Regions from separate parts of the Mus musculus genome. Here region 1 is linked to region 2. The links are chromatin loops, found by intact Hi-C in ENCODE. Cell type or tissue: left cerebral cortex. All regions are shown on one strand. Each heading gives the region's core, and the rest is flanking DNA. Links, peaks and the distances in the headings are about the cores only.

Region 1 (2,500 bases), core at 1-2,500, 1.2 Mb before region 2:
CAATGCCACGGAAATCCCTAGGACTCCTCCTCAAAGGGACCTTTTCTTCTTGCAACTTGTCTATTCTGACTTTTTTTCATCATGGTGGATGCAAATATAACATAATAATTAAAATCACCAAATTTTTAAACAGTCAATTTGAAATTATAACTAGCTTAATAGGCTTTTCACTTATTGTGTGTTAATTCTAGATTTACAAATGCCAAGGCATCTGCTATTCTCTTAACTAAACAGCATAATGCAAGCAGGAAGATTTAAACAATTAGTGAGTGGAAAGCTGAGCACAAAGTGGCTAGGACTATTTTGGAAAAAACAAAACCATGTACTAATGAAATAACTTCTGTATTTATCATAGTAATGAATATTTTTTTTTCGTGTGGAATCTGGATGTATTTTTCAAATTGAGCATCAGACTTTTTATGCAGAAGACAATAAGGAAGTTGGGTGACATATTCGCAAGGTACAAATGAGGTAACCGGAATCTTACATAAAACAGGAATGCAAACACAAAAGGTCTAACGGGAACTACCTGGGATAGAATTTATTGTTAACAACTGGGATAAACAAGAGCTCTACCTAAGATTCACTAATCTTAGAAGCCAGGGTCAAGGGCTACTTGCCATAGTTCCTATTTTAGTCTATTGTATAGTCCACCTTCCCCTTAGGCCATTGTAAATACATGTGTATGGGTATAACTTCGCTATAGTTCTAAGTATCTATTCTGGTTCCTCCTTTGGTCTGAAACTTCCTTCTTCCTAGTGATGGTAAATTCCTGTATAAGGGAGTGACCCTGATTTTATAGTGTAGTCATAGTAATGAATATTAATTCTCCATGAACTAAATATTAACTGTCAAGCTTTTCTTTTGACAGACTACATTCGCTATTTCAGTGTTTTGGGCCATCCTTTCATGACAACACATTTAAACATAAAAATGAAAATTATGATCAATAAGATCAATTACTTAAAACTAATGAAACTGAGTATGGGCACACACCTAGAAGCCCAGTACCTGGGCAGCTGGAGGAGAGCTGTGATTTTGAAGTCAGCCTAGGTTACAACACTATCTCTAAATCAAGCCATCACCAACCAAACCCTTGTGTGTGATCATATTACCTAAGTTCCTTCTCCCTTCCTATGATGAAGTGGTGTCACACTCTCCCCAGCAATGTTTACATGATACTCAACACAGTTATAAGACAGTTATAAAATATTCAACATAGATGGAGCTGAAAGAATGATAACCAAGAACTCAAGGCTTACAGAAACATTCAATTCCAGAAATCTATGTAATGTTCTTTCAACAAATTGGGGTAACTTTGGATGCAGTGTTTGTCCTGGTTAATAATGATCTATTGGCCACATTCCTATTTGTTCATTAGCAATTCTCCTTTTATTGAATGAAATTTAACATCGTAGCTTTAAGTCTGGAAAACAGTAGAGGGCACCCCAGTTCCACATAACCCCCGTGTTGGCTCATTCTGCATTTTATTTCTAATGTGAAAACCTAAAATAGTTGCTCTCAGAGTAGCTGTGTAATGGATGGAGGTACATTTTACTGAAAGAAGTACTGACCCTGTATCCCAATAATACAATAATACGTGTACAACAGAGGCTGAGTGGTAGCTGTGTTTATGTAGGTGGATGCAGAATCATTACCTAAAACATGACAGGTGCATCATATTAGTGAGCCTATGTGGAATCTTTCTTTCAATGCCTGGCTCATTTTACTTAGCGTCTCTGTCATGTCATCCATGTTGTTACAAACATCAGGACATCCTTCATTGTTAATGCTAGAGAATATTTCAAATAATTTATACATTTTTCTTTATGCTTTCAATGATCAGCAGACACTTATGTTAACTCCCATATTGTGACTATTATGAAAAATGTTCAAATGGACATGGAGGCATAGATACCTTTTCAAAATGAGCATTATGGAAATTTTTTAGATATATACCCCAAATGGGAGCAGGCATGGAAATATAGCTCAAAGGAAAAGAAACTGATCAGCTTGCATGGGATATAGATGTTGTATTAGTATGTCACCATACATATGTGGTTATGTGTGTATGGATATGTCTGTGTGCATATGTGTATATGTGAGTAGGAATATATATATATATATATATATATATATATATATATATATATATATATATATATATATATAGAGAGAGAGAGAGAGAGAGAGAGAGCACTGTAACACTAACTAGCAACATCGTGTTGGATATTTAAAATTTGTTGAAGGGGTGAACTTTAAGAGTTCCTAACCCCACACAAGGACAGAGGATGAGACTGCAGGAGACAGTGCATACATTTATTACTACACTGTGTGGACATATTCCAAATTATAAAGTAGATCGACTTAAGGGCATAGCATGTCAATCATCAGTGATTGCCCATGAAGCAGAGCCTGGTTGAGGCATGCAGTACACTGCAAGCTAAGAGTCCACATGTGTGGAATGAGAAACCCAAGTATGAAACTATACATTTTCTTT
Region 2 (10,500 bases), core at 4,069-6,568:
TTTGCTTTTCCCAGTGGTCATATGGATGACATAGTGAGCACATTCTGAAGGCTACAGAGGTTGGTAACTGTAGTTGGTGTCATGGGTTTCTTCTTGATTCAGTGGGGAGAATGGACCTGGCCTCATGTCCATTTTTGCAGACCAGATCCTGAATTGTGGCTTTGCTCAGAGATCACTCCCCCCCCCCCCCCCCCGCAAGAGCTCTAAGACAACCCAATGTCTTGTTAAACAGGTGCAATATAATTCTAGTTTAAAGTTTTTTAAATGATGTTCTTTTTAGTTCTTGTAAATAAACATAACATAAAGATTGCCAGTACAGTTAAGTTACATTTTGAAATAAAGAAAAATGGCATATGACAAAAATCTGCCATTGTGACCATTTTAAATGTATACATTGGTAGCATTAATGAAGCTGTGCAGGGCAACCATCATCACTATTTTCATAACTTTGCCATCACCAGGTAGCAACTATATCAATGAAGAAATATTTTTGTCCTCCCCCAGTCTTTTCTTTATTAAATATTTTCTTCATTTACATTTCAAATGCTATCCCAAAAGTCCCCTATACCCTCCCCCCACCCTGCTCCCCTACCCACCCACTCCCACTTCTTGGCCCTGGCATCCCCCTGTACTGGGGCATATAAAGTTTGCAAGACCAAGGGGCCTCTCTTCCCAATGATGGCTGACTAGTCCATCTTCTGCCACATATGCAGCTAGAGACATGAGCTCTGGGGGATACTGATTAGTTCATATTGTTGTTCCACTTATAGGGTTGCAGACCCCTTCAGCTCCTTGGTCCCCCAGTCTTTGGTAACTCTTTTGTCCTCTGTACATATGCCTGCTTGAAGTCCCTTATGAGTGGAGGGATGAGATAGTCCTTTTGAGAATCATTACTTCACTAGCACAACATCTTCAAGGTTCACCTGCATTCTAGCTTTCTTTGGGTAATATTCCTCTGTATGTGCACTGTATTTGTCTGCCTGTTCATCAGTGGGAGGATGGGTTGATTCTACATGTTGGCTGTTGTCATACCACAATGAACACAGGTGATCTGTAGGAATCTTTGCTTTCTCTTCTTTGGGGTACAGGACTGGGCATAGTCATTTTGACTACTTTCAAGTGAAGAAGCACATGGCATATATGGTACCCACAGTGTTGAACTCCCACATCATTGTCTCTAGCTCCTGAACATTTTGTCAACCCAAAAGCACCCTCCTCGATCATTAAGCAGTCACTCTTCATCTCCCTCCTTCCAGCACAGTAGCTTTCCACAATCAGTCCCTATAGTTCTGTCTATTCTGGCCAATTCCAACAGTGATGCACAGTTATAGCTTTCATCTTGTTTTTTTTTTTTTTTCTTTAAATAACTTTTTATAGTGAAAAAAGTAGAAAAAATTTAAATGACTCTCAAGTACTCATTGGCCAAATTCAGCATAGTTGGATTTTGTCAACCATGTTAATCGAAGTCTCTCACTAGGGAAGAAAAGAAGTATGTGAATCGATACTGGAAAGAAATCCGAGTGGGCGACTTTGTCCGTCTTTGCTGCAATGAAATCATACCTGCGGACATTTTGCTGCTGTCATCCAGTGACCCTGACGGGTTGTGCCACATCGAGACTGCTAACCTGGATGGAGAGACCAACCTGAAGCGGCGCCAAGTGGTCCGTGGCTTCTCGGAGCTTGTAAGTGGTCTGCATTCTCAGAGCACCACAGGCATCTGTCTCGTCTGAAAGCCTCTGTTATTGGGCTGGACCAATTTTCCTAGTAACTCAGAGTCTGATAGCCCTTCTTCATGCCTAAGCCCATGCTTAACCTGTTCCTGTGTGGATTGGGCTTTTTCCGACTGTGATTTCCAGTGTACACTTAATGAGTTTCTCAGAATGATATTTAGTCTTTGAAGAATTCTGAGGGGACATTCTGAAACAGTCAGCGTTTACTGAGTCCTTGTTCTAGGTCACCAAATGGCAGCATAGCAGAATCACGACCTGTTCTTACGTAGGTTGGGAACATTATCTCTTCAAAGGACCTGTTCAGTTCAGCCTCGGGGCTTCCAAAGTTGAGCTCTGCCTCTGATGTGTTAAACAACAGCTAAGAATGGGGTTGAGTGGGGAATAGGAATGGGAGGTTTTACCCACAAACAAGCTAAAAAATCCCAAAGGGGTTTTGCCATGCATGTTCTTAATAAGGGTTGCCCCTTCTAAGCCTATGCAGGGACATCCAGTGCTAACACTGAATGAAATCATGAGACACAAGTCCCCAGACACCGGAACTGTCTAAAAGGAAGTGAGGAAACCTCCTCCTGACCATACCTACTCTGTCTCACATTGCCTGTCTGAGTCAGTCCTTCAGGTCTGGCCATTGCATGTACTGAGGACGCTTTGAAAAGTAGTCGAAGGAAGTGAGTACTGCATTCAAAGAAGATGTCATTGGAGATTCCTTCTGCCACATGGCGTCATCCTACCCACTTGCCTAGGAGATGTGGTTTAGAAGCATAGTCCATGGGGCCTGGTTTTAGCAACTGGCCTTGTTTGATAGTTTATGGATCTGAAGGAAGGTGGAGCAGTCATTGTGGATGAAGTGATTCCTTGATCAGGATTGCTGAGGGTCTAGGAGCCCTGCCTCCCACTCTTGCAATATCTTGCAGTTTATTTCATTCACCATCGCTGGCAGAGATGCCACTTCACACTCTGAGAAGAAGGCCTCAAAGAGAGATTAATGCTGAGACCTGTGGCAGGAGTGTTTGAGCCAGCTGCCTCCATGGATGTCACTTTATTACAAGTCTTTGCCTTGGTGTCCTGCTCTTTCCTGTTTCCATCACAATTTTCCCGCTTAAGACTAAGAAACAAAAACAACAAAAAACCTCTTTGATTGTCTACCAAATATATTTTGTGAAACCATAGACATAAAATTTCAAAATTACTGTATTGTAATGGTGCATGTTTATAATCAGGGCTGATGGAAACTGAGGCAGGAGAGGGACAGCTCAAAGCGCAGATGGGCTATGTAAGAAGACATCATTGAAAACAAAATAACCATGAGAAACTTAATGTATATGTATAAACATATATAGAGTACTACATATATACATATATGTACACCCCCTACATATACATACACATATACATACCAGACAAAAGTACACATTCATTTGTTTAAGTGGAACACTTTTATCCAGGGACAGGAAGTCTACCAAACCTGTTTGTTAGGGGCTCTTCCATGCAATTTCTGACCTTGCCTGATAATTATGCTTTCTGATGGTAGTTGTGTGAGACCACGTGCAGGGCAGTGTGTTAAGTCTTAGCAGTAAGCCAGGCTTATGCCTATTAGCCTGGGCCTACCTGGCTTCTCTGTCCTAGAACATGAAACTCCTGCCTTCTCTTCAGGAGACAAGTAGATGATGTGTGGGGAGATAACACTGTGCAGCAATGACAGTTGCAAAGGACACAAGTCCCCTTCCAGTTTTCAGTGTCTCACCAGGAGGAAGGAAGAGGTGGGGCCCGGTACAACGAGCAGCACAGAAGTAGTGCAGTGTGTAGAGGATGAGGCAGACCTAAGTGAGCACGTGTGAGTATCTGAAATTGAGGGAAAGATGATGATATGTAGAGCCAAGAGTATAGTGGCCATGTTTAGCATGGTGGTAGGGATGGACACGGACTGACTCCTTAGCTAACTCCAAAGAACTTAATCATTTCATGTCTTTTATTCTTCAACTTCTGAACTCTTCTAAACCCCTCTTATTTCTCAAGCAGCAACTGTGACACTTTGTAGCTTCATCATGTTTCCTATAAACAAGTCAGATGTAAGTGGGATGCTTAAGATTCAAAGTTGGTATGATGGGTAATCTTTTTAATTTGATGGGCTAGGGAATCTCCATGGAAACAAATCTTTGAGATGTCTGTGAGGGATTATGTGGTTCACTGAAGTGAGAGACCCAGCTTAGCTGTGGGTAATACCATCCCTGGCCTGGGATTCTGGACTGACTAGAAAGGAGACAGCAAGCCCAGCACAAGCATCCCTCATGCTCCACTTCCTGACTCTGGATGTCGTGTGTGTGTGACTAAGCTGCTTCATGTATCTGCTGCCATGATGGCCATGACTGCCATGGTAGACTGTATCTGTAGAAGGGCAGAGATAAACCCTCAAGCTGCTGTCTGTCATGTGCCTGTCACAGCAGGAAAAGTAACTAATACAGAAGGTTGTTCTCTATCACCCTCTAGGGAGACTTGAGGAAGCAAATAGAACTGAGTCATAATCTAGTCAAATTAGGTCACACTAACAATTTAGGGAACTCTGACTTCTTATTAATGGTTTCTTGGACAGCAGCAAAATTCTTCAAGATGTATACACATTTTGGTTTTCATATTGATGTATTTTTTTCATTTTCATGATTAATATTGACATACTATAATTCTGAAATTTATGTATTTATTTCCTTTATTGAAAGTAAAAAGCCATAAGTCTTTGGTTCTAAATGTCCAACAACTGACAAGACAAGTGTCTCATAGCAGCATTACAATGCAAGTTCTCTGTATTTAAGTGTTTGTTTTTGCTTGCTTGTTTCTTTTGTTTTTAAGCCATAGAAAGATGAAGAATGAACCCAATCTTGATTTATATAAGAGTCACAGAAATATTTTACCCATTTGATAGATAGTAAATTGGAAGGAGTAGACTGCAGGAAAACTTAAATTAGAAGGGATTTTTATGTCTGTATTTCTTTAATAACCAATGACCTTGCCATTTCCACAGGGGAGGAGTGTGTCATCAGAGTCCAGTCAGGAGACAAGTCACACATGATTGCACCAGAGAAAGTCTATCAAGGACTTTTATGTGTTCTTGTGGTGGTAGTAATGGAGCACAGGATGCCTGTCTCACTGGCCAGGTATTCTGCTGTTGAAGCGAAAACTGCAGTGCCACACAGGAAGCAAATGTAATCTGGGATAAGGCTGATGGGTAGAGGAGTGGCTGTTGCAAGCATCAGGTCTAAGACAAAACACAGCCTTCTCTACTCAGGGCACTTCCATAGCCTATGGTGGTGGGGAGGGCTAATGAGGAACTGTAATTTTGGAACTCACTGGAAATGTACCACAGAGGATCATAGAGAGCTGCCAAGCTTGGATACCACGGGACCCTCTGATCACTGGCCACTGGGGAGGCTACACTATGTGTTCTTGAGGTGGACAGCCCTGGCAGCTGCAGTGAGCCATAATCAAGACAGGCAGATGCTTTCTAGACATTTGTGCCACGGAGCCCTAGCCTTTGAGCCTAGCTCAGAGAAGTTTTTCAGTTTTATTATCCTGAAATAAATCATGGAGAAAGTGACTAGTGACTTGAAGTGGCCCAAACAATGTCTTTCTCCACTTCCCCTACTCCTGAAACTTGGATTTAGTCATTTACTCCTCCACCTCCCACCAGTGCCCTCTACTGACAATGTAGAATTTAGCATCTCTCTTACACTGTCATTCATGTAAGATGAAGTGTTCATCTGTTGAGAGACTAACAAAGAGGTCTACCCGCTGATGCTTCTGTTAGGGCCTAATACTGGAGAAAGTAGCCATCTTCAGCAGTCAAGGATGTTTCTAGAAAGAGGACCTTGAACATAATCTGAATGTTAGAAGGAATATTAAGACACTAGCTCTCTGTGGCAGTCACACAGACCTACACACACCCTGAAGTGGAAATGTGTTTGTTCAGTGACGATGACTGAATAAAACTGAACATGGTCGAGGGGCTATAGAATGGGTAGGAGGTGATGGTCATGCCCCACTCAGACCTAATATATGGGTGAGGGTCCAGACTGGGCAGATGGCTCCATCATCAAGCTCTGTCAAAGGAAACTTAAGAGTTTTTGACTTAAAGAGAAATGTTTCATTTAAAACTTGGAATTTAATGATAGCATCCAAGAATTCAGAAAGGAATTCCAGTGTGAAAAATTACATTCCTATTTGCGCATCACATTTGTTATGGTCTCTTATAATGCCTTTGCCGTTGAGATCCAGTAAACACTATTTTTAAAATTTTTCATGCTCTAAAACAATGAATTCTATGAAATAATGATCATCTCATTGTGTTACCAGTGTGAAATAAATAAGGCAAATGCAGATACTCTACCTACCATATTTAAAACTGCTGGTCCAGGTGGAGCTGGAACAAGCAGGTACTGTCTGAACCATCAGGGAGGGGTCAGAAGCATTCAGGATTTCTCTGGGTTTTCCAACCATTCACACAGACCTGCAGGCCTAGCCTGAAGCTGTGTCAATTCCACTGAAGCCCAGGGAAGAAGTTCTAGCTCACCAGTAATAGTTGTATGCACAGCTCTGCAGAATAAGGTATTCTCTAAGCATTACAAGTCATATACAACTTTGCAGATGTTAACACAATTCAACAAATATTTATAGAGCATCTGTTAAGCATCAAAGGTGCATTAATCAAAACTAGAAGCATTTTCTTCTGGCATTCGTATTATCTATGTAAGGAAGTGAATGGGGTGGAAGGTGGAAATAAAACAGAAGTAGAGTCATGAAACTTGGGGGTGGGGGTGGGGGTGGGTTGGAATTTCAGATGATGGTGGGAAGAGGAGGGCAGGCCAGTCCAGAGGCTGCCTCTGTTGGAGAAGAGCCCTCTATGAGTGGTTTCTTTGTCAGTTGATTTACTAAAGCTATGTGTTCTGATGGTTTTTCTTAAGTGGATCTGCTGTCCCACTTGATAATAAGTTTCTGTTTATAAGTGGGTGTGATTGTATATGTTTTTACGTGTGTCTGTACACAAGAATGTGTGTACAGAAGTATGCACAAATATTTGCAGTACTTTTGTATTGTAGTATTAGAGAAGAGATCTGGTTATGTAGCTCAGGTTAACTTCAGGCTTGTGACCTTCCTGCGTTAGCTTCATTAAATGCTGAAATTACAGGCATGTGTTAGCACACCTGACTTGTATTACTTTTAAATTTACAGAATGGTAAATAATCTTTTCTGCACCGATAACGTGTTCTAGAAACAGTGGGTCTCTCAGATAATGATCTGAGGAACAGGGCCTGCAGTCTTGTCGTTGACACGCCTGCGGATGCAGGCTGTAGGTCAGTGTGCTCAGATTCTCCATCCACTGCAGAGTGGACTTAAGAACACTCTGCTCTTTGTTGAAGGGGCCCTTTCTGCTGTCATCTGTCTCTCAGTTGTTTTGTGAGCAAAGTGTCCTATGGGCAGAAACTTCTCCATGCCCATAGAACATAGCTGGGACCAGCTCACTGCATTTTACTTATAGCCATTGTTTCTGAGGTCTACAGGTGTACCTCTGCATTTCTCCACATGGTTTGTTTAGTTTGCATGTGGCCTCCAAGAGAAAAGCTATGTTTCAGTTCTCACTGTGGTGAGAGCGTGTCTTGGAGTGTCACCCATCCACAGGTAGATAGAGGAGGTGGAAGCTGTGAGATGGGGATGCAAAGCAGACCTTACAAGGCATGAAATTGACTTCAAGAAAAGCTGTCACCTACGCAGGTGTGGATGGAATTGTGCTATCTGACAGGATCAATCTGGGATTCAATAGTGAGATGAATTCAGAGCCTTCCACTTTATTTATGCTAATGAATGACTCATGTGCTGCAGAGTGACTTAAGGGCCCCTTGAGAATCTTAACTAATCTGAGACTGGGACAAATCTAAACTTCTCTAGCCCGTCAGATTCAGTAAAGCAATTTTTAGTCACTCATACTAAAGTGTATGTGTCAGAATGCCTTACTCCCCACTGTTCCTCACCTACTAAAGGCCAAGAAATGTGGGTGTCACTGACTGATGAGAAGTGGCCTCCCCTAAGCTCCAAAGTCAGTTACATGGAAATATCAGAGGAAAGGTTCATAGGTCTGGAATTGGCCCAGAGCCCTTTAAAGATATTCTCTCTGTGTCTTTGTCTTTGTCTCTGTCTCTGTCTCTCTATCTCTGTCTGTCTCTCCATCTCCGTCTCCGTCTCTGTCTCTGTCTCTCTCCTTCACTAGTGGACACTTAGGGTGTATGAAGCCCTGAGATCAACAACCAGTAATTCAATATGCTTCCCACTTCCACTCCAAAGATTCAACTAAGTGAAAATGTCGAATTTAAACTTTGTCTTCGAGTTAAAAGAACAAATAGTTCTTGTTTACCTGGCGTGACTGACTTTCATCAGTGGCACCTGTCATGGGCTGAAAGTAAGCTTTTCATTGTGTGGAGAGAAAGGCTAACTTAGGTCAACTTCAAAGGCTTACACATCTACGTTTGTTTTGGACAAAACATCAAATGGTTGGTTGGTTTGCTCATCCGGCCTTTATCAAGTACGAGGAGCCTTGACCACCAAGCAGGAAATTCTCCAGAGTAGACTCTGAAGCCTGTGTTTTTTCCTTGGCTCAGGAGATCCTATGTACTGTGGACTGTTGTCATTTCCCTTAGAAAGGCTGGAACGGGATTTTTCAGGGTCAGAGTCTAAGACTGTTAAAGCATCAGAAATCAAAGCCCCCCCCCCCCTTTTGGTGGAGGGGGTGGGAAAGAGAATCTGGAGTTCTCGCTCATCCTCAGCCCCATAGTGAATTTGAGGCTAGCCTGGGCTCCTTGTCTTTCACTGAAACACATGATTAAGATAACCAAATAGGCTTATTTGATTTATCATTTAGGAGGAGTCAGTTCATGAGCTATTGGTTGAGTAGATGCAGTAGGAGCACAGACTGAACAAACTCACTCACACATGGCCAGAAAGAGAAGAGGGAGAGGAAGGGGTCAGTGGTCCCATTGTTCCCCAGTGACTTCTCCCAACTGGCCCAATGTCTTATAGATTCTATCAGGTTCCAATGGCATCACTGTAACATCTAGGGGATACGTACAGTCTACACTGTGACATTTTCTGATAAAGTGGCAAGATACCTTCACCCTTTAGCAGTGCCAGCTATACTCCCTTCACCCACTGGGTGCTGCACCCTTTCCCAGGTGTGCACTGACATTTTAATTTTTTACTTATACTGAAAATACAATACATTTCATACAATATATCCAGATTATGGCTTTACTTCCGCCTACGTCTCCCAGTTCCTCCCTATCTTTCCTCCCACCCAGACTCAGACCCTCGCAGATCCTTGGTAGAAAACAAACAAGCATATAAAGAACAATAACAAAATACAATAAGCTAAAACAAAGCAAACCAGTAGGGATAGCACAAAACGGGGGAAAAAAGACCCAAAGAAAAAGCACAAGAGGATGCAGAGGCACAGGTTTGCATACACGCAATCCCATGGAGACATAAAGTGGGAAGCCAAAACTATATATGCAAAGGACCTATAAAGGTTTTTTTGTTGTTGTTGTTGTTGGTTATTTTATTTTATTTTTTAAAAAGATGCTCTGACTCAACATTATGAGACAAAGACCCTCCCCAAATGCCACTGAACTCATTTTTGTTGGCTGTCTACTTCTGAGCATGGGGCCTGCCCTTAAGAGTGTTTTGTTTCTTCAGTGAGACTCCCTTTGAGAAAAACTAATTTTTTTCAAATAGTTGGAGATAGATTTTGGGTCAGTAATGTGTACATTTCTCTTTTCAGCTCTGGGAGCCCACCTGGTGCGGACCCATGCAGGCCCTGTGCACGCTGCCGCAGTCTCTGAGTTTTTATGCGCATCTCTTGTGCTGTGCTTGGAAGGCCATATTTCCTTGTTCTCCATTCACTTTGGCTCACACACTTTCCACCTCCTCTTCCACCAAGTTCCATGAGCCTTGAGATTTGTTGTTGAGGGATTTGTTGGAGGCATCCCATTTATTGTGGAGGATTTCAAGGTCTCTTATTCTCTGCATATTTTCTGGCTCTGGGTTTCTGTATTCATTCCCATTTGCTAAAGGAGAAAGCGTCTCTGATGGCTGAGCAAGGCACTGATCTTACTCATAGATTCCCATGGGACTCTATTAACCAGCAACTCAATTAGATGTAGCCAAGTCCAGACTGGGAACTTTCTTTGGTAATGAGACATGTTCAGTTGGACTCTCTCCCGCCTATTATTTGGTGATATCATTTAAATCTCCATTATATATTTATATACAGTAGGAAGCTTCTACTATATTAGGATTCTCTATGAGCCCTCACATGGCCCTTAGTTTTAGCATCCCTCTCTGTATTTCCTCTCTTGCTCTCTCTTTCCTCCTTCCCCCATTTGATCTTCCCATTTCACTCCCCCATCTACAAGTCCATCCTTAACTATCTATTCTTATTCCTAGGAAGATACAGCCTTCCTCTCTACCTCCTTACTCTGTACCTAGCCTCAGTGATTATATGGTTTGTAATTTATCAATGACTTAACAACTAGCATCCACATATAGGAGGATGCATACTATATTTGTCTTTCTGGGTCTAGGTTAGCTCACTCAGGATGATTTTTCTAGTAACATGTATTTACCCATGAATTTCATGATTTCATTTTTAAACAGTGAGTGTAATAGTCCCTTGTGTAAATGTATCTCATTTTCTTTATCCTTTCATCTATTGATGGACATCTAGTTTTCTTCT

What was found. Peaks named below come from ENCODE experiments on the same cell type or tissue, not always from the same donor. Only the 100,000 strongest peaks of a DNase experiment are listed, where the experiment ranks them.
Region 1: it touches region 2 in a loop (4-fold over the local background); 3 of 42 quality-filtered maps call a loop at or near these places.

Annotation. Positions count from the first base shown.
Region 1 is chr7:57,511,703-57,514,202 of GRCm38, forward strand. It overlaps a transcript of Gabra5 not described here. Among named protein-coding and RNA genes, the nearest start is that of Gabra5, 2.9 kb to the left of the region's middle. In left cerebral cortex, for the core only: a CTCF peak has its summit at 1,442 (motif pointing right); a DNase peak (open chromatin) is centred at 1,469.
Region 2 is chr7:58,738,715-58,749,214 of GRCm38, forward strand. Atp10a (ATPase, class V, type 10A) reads left to right here. Exons shown (of 21, transcript NM_009728.2): 2 at 1,478-1,682. Among named protein-coding and RNA genes, the nearest start is that of Gm39019, 13 kb to the left of the region's middle. In left cerebral cortex, for the core only: a CTCF peak has its summit at 5,422 (motif pointing left); a DNase peak (open chromatin) is centred at 5,425.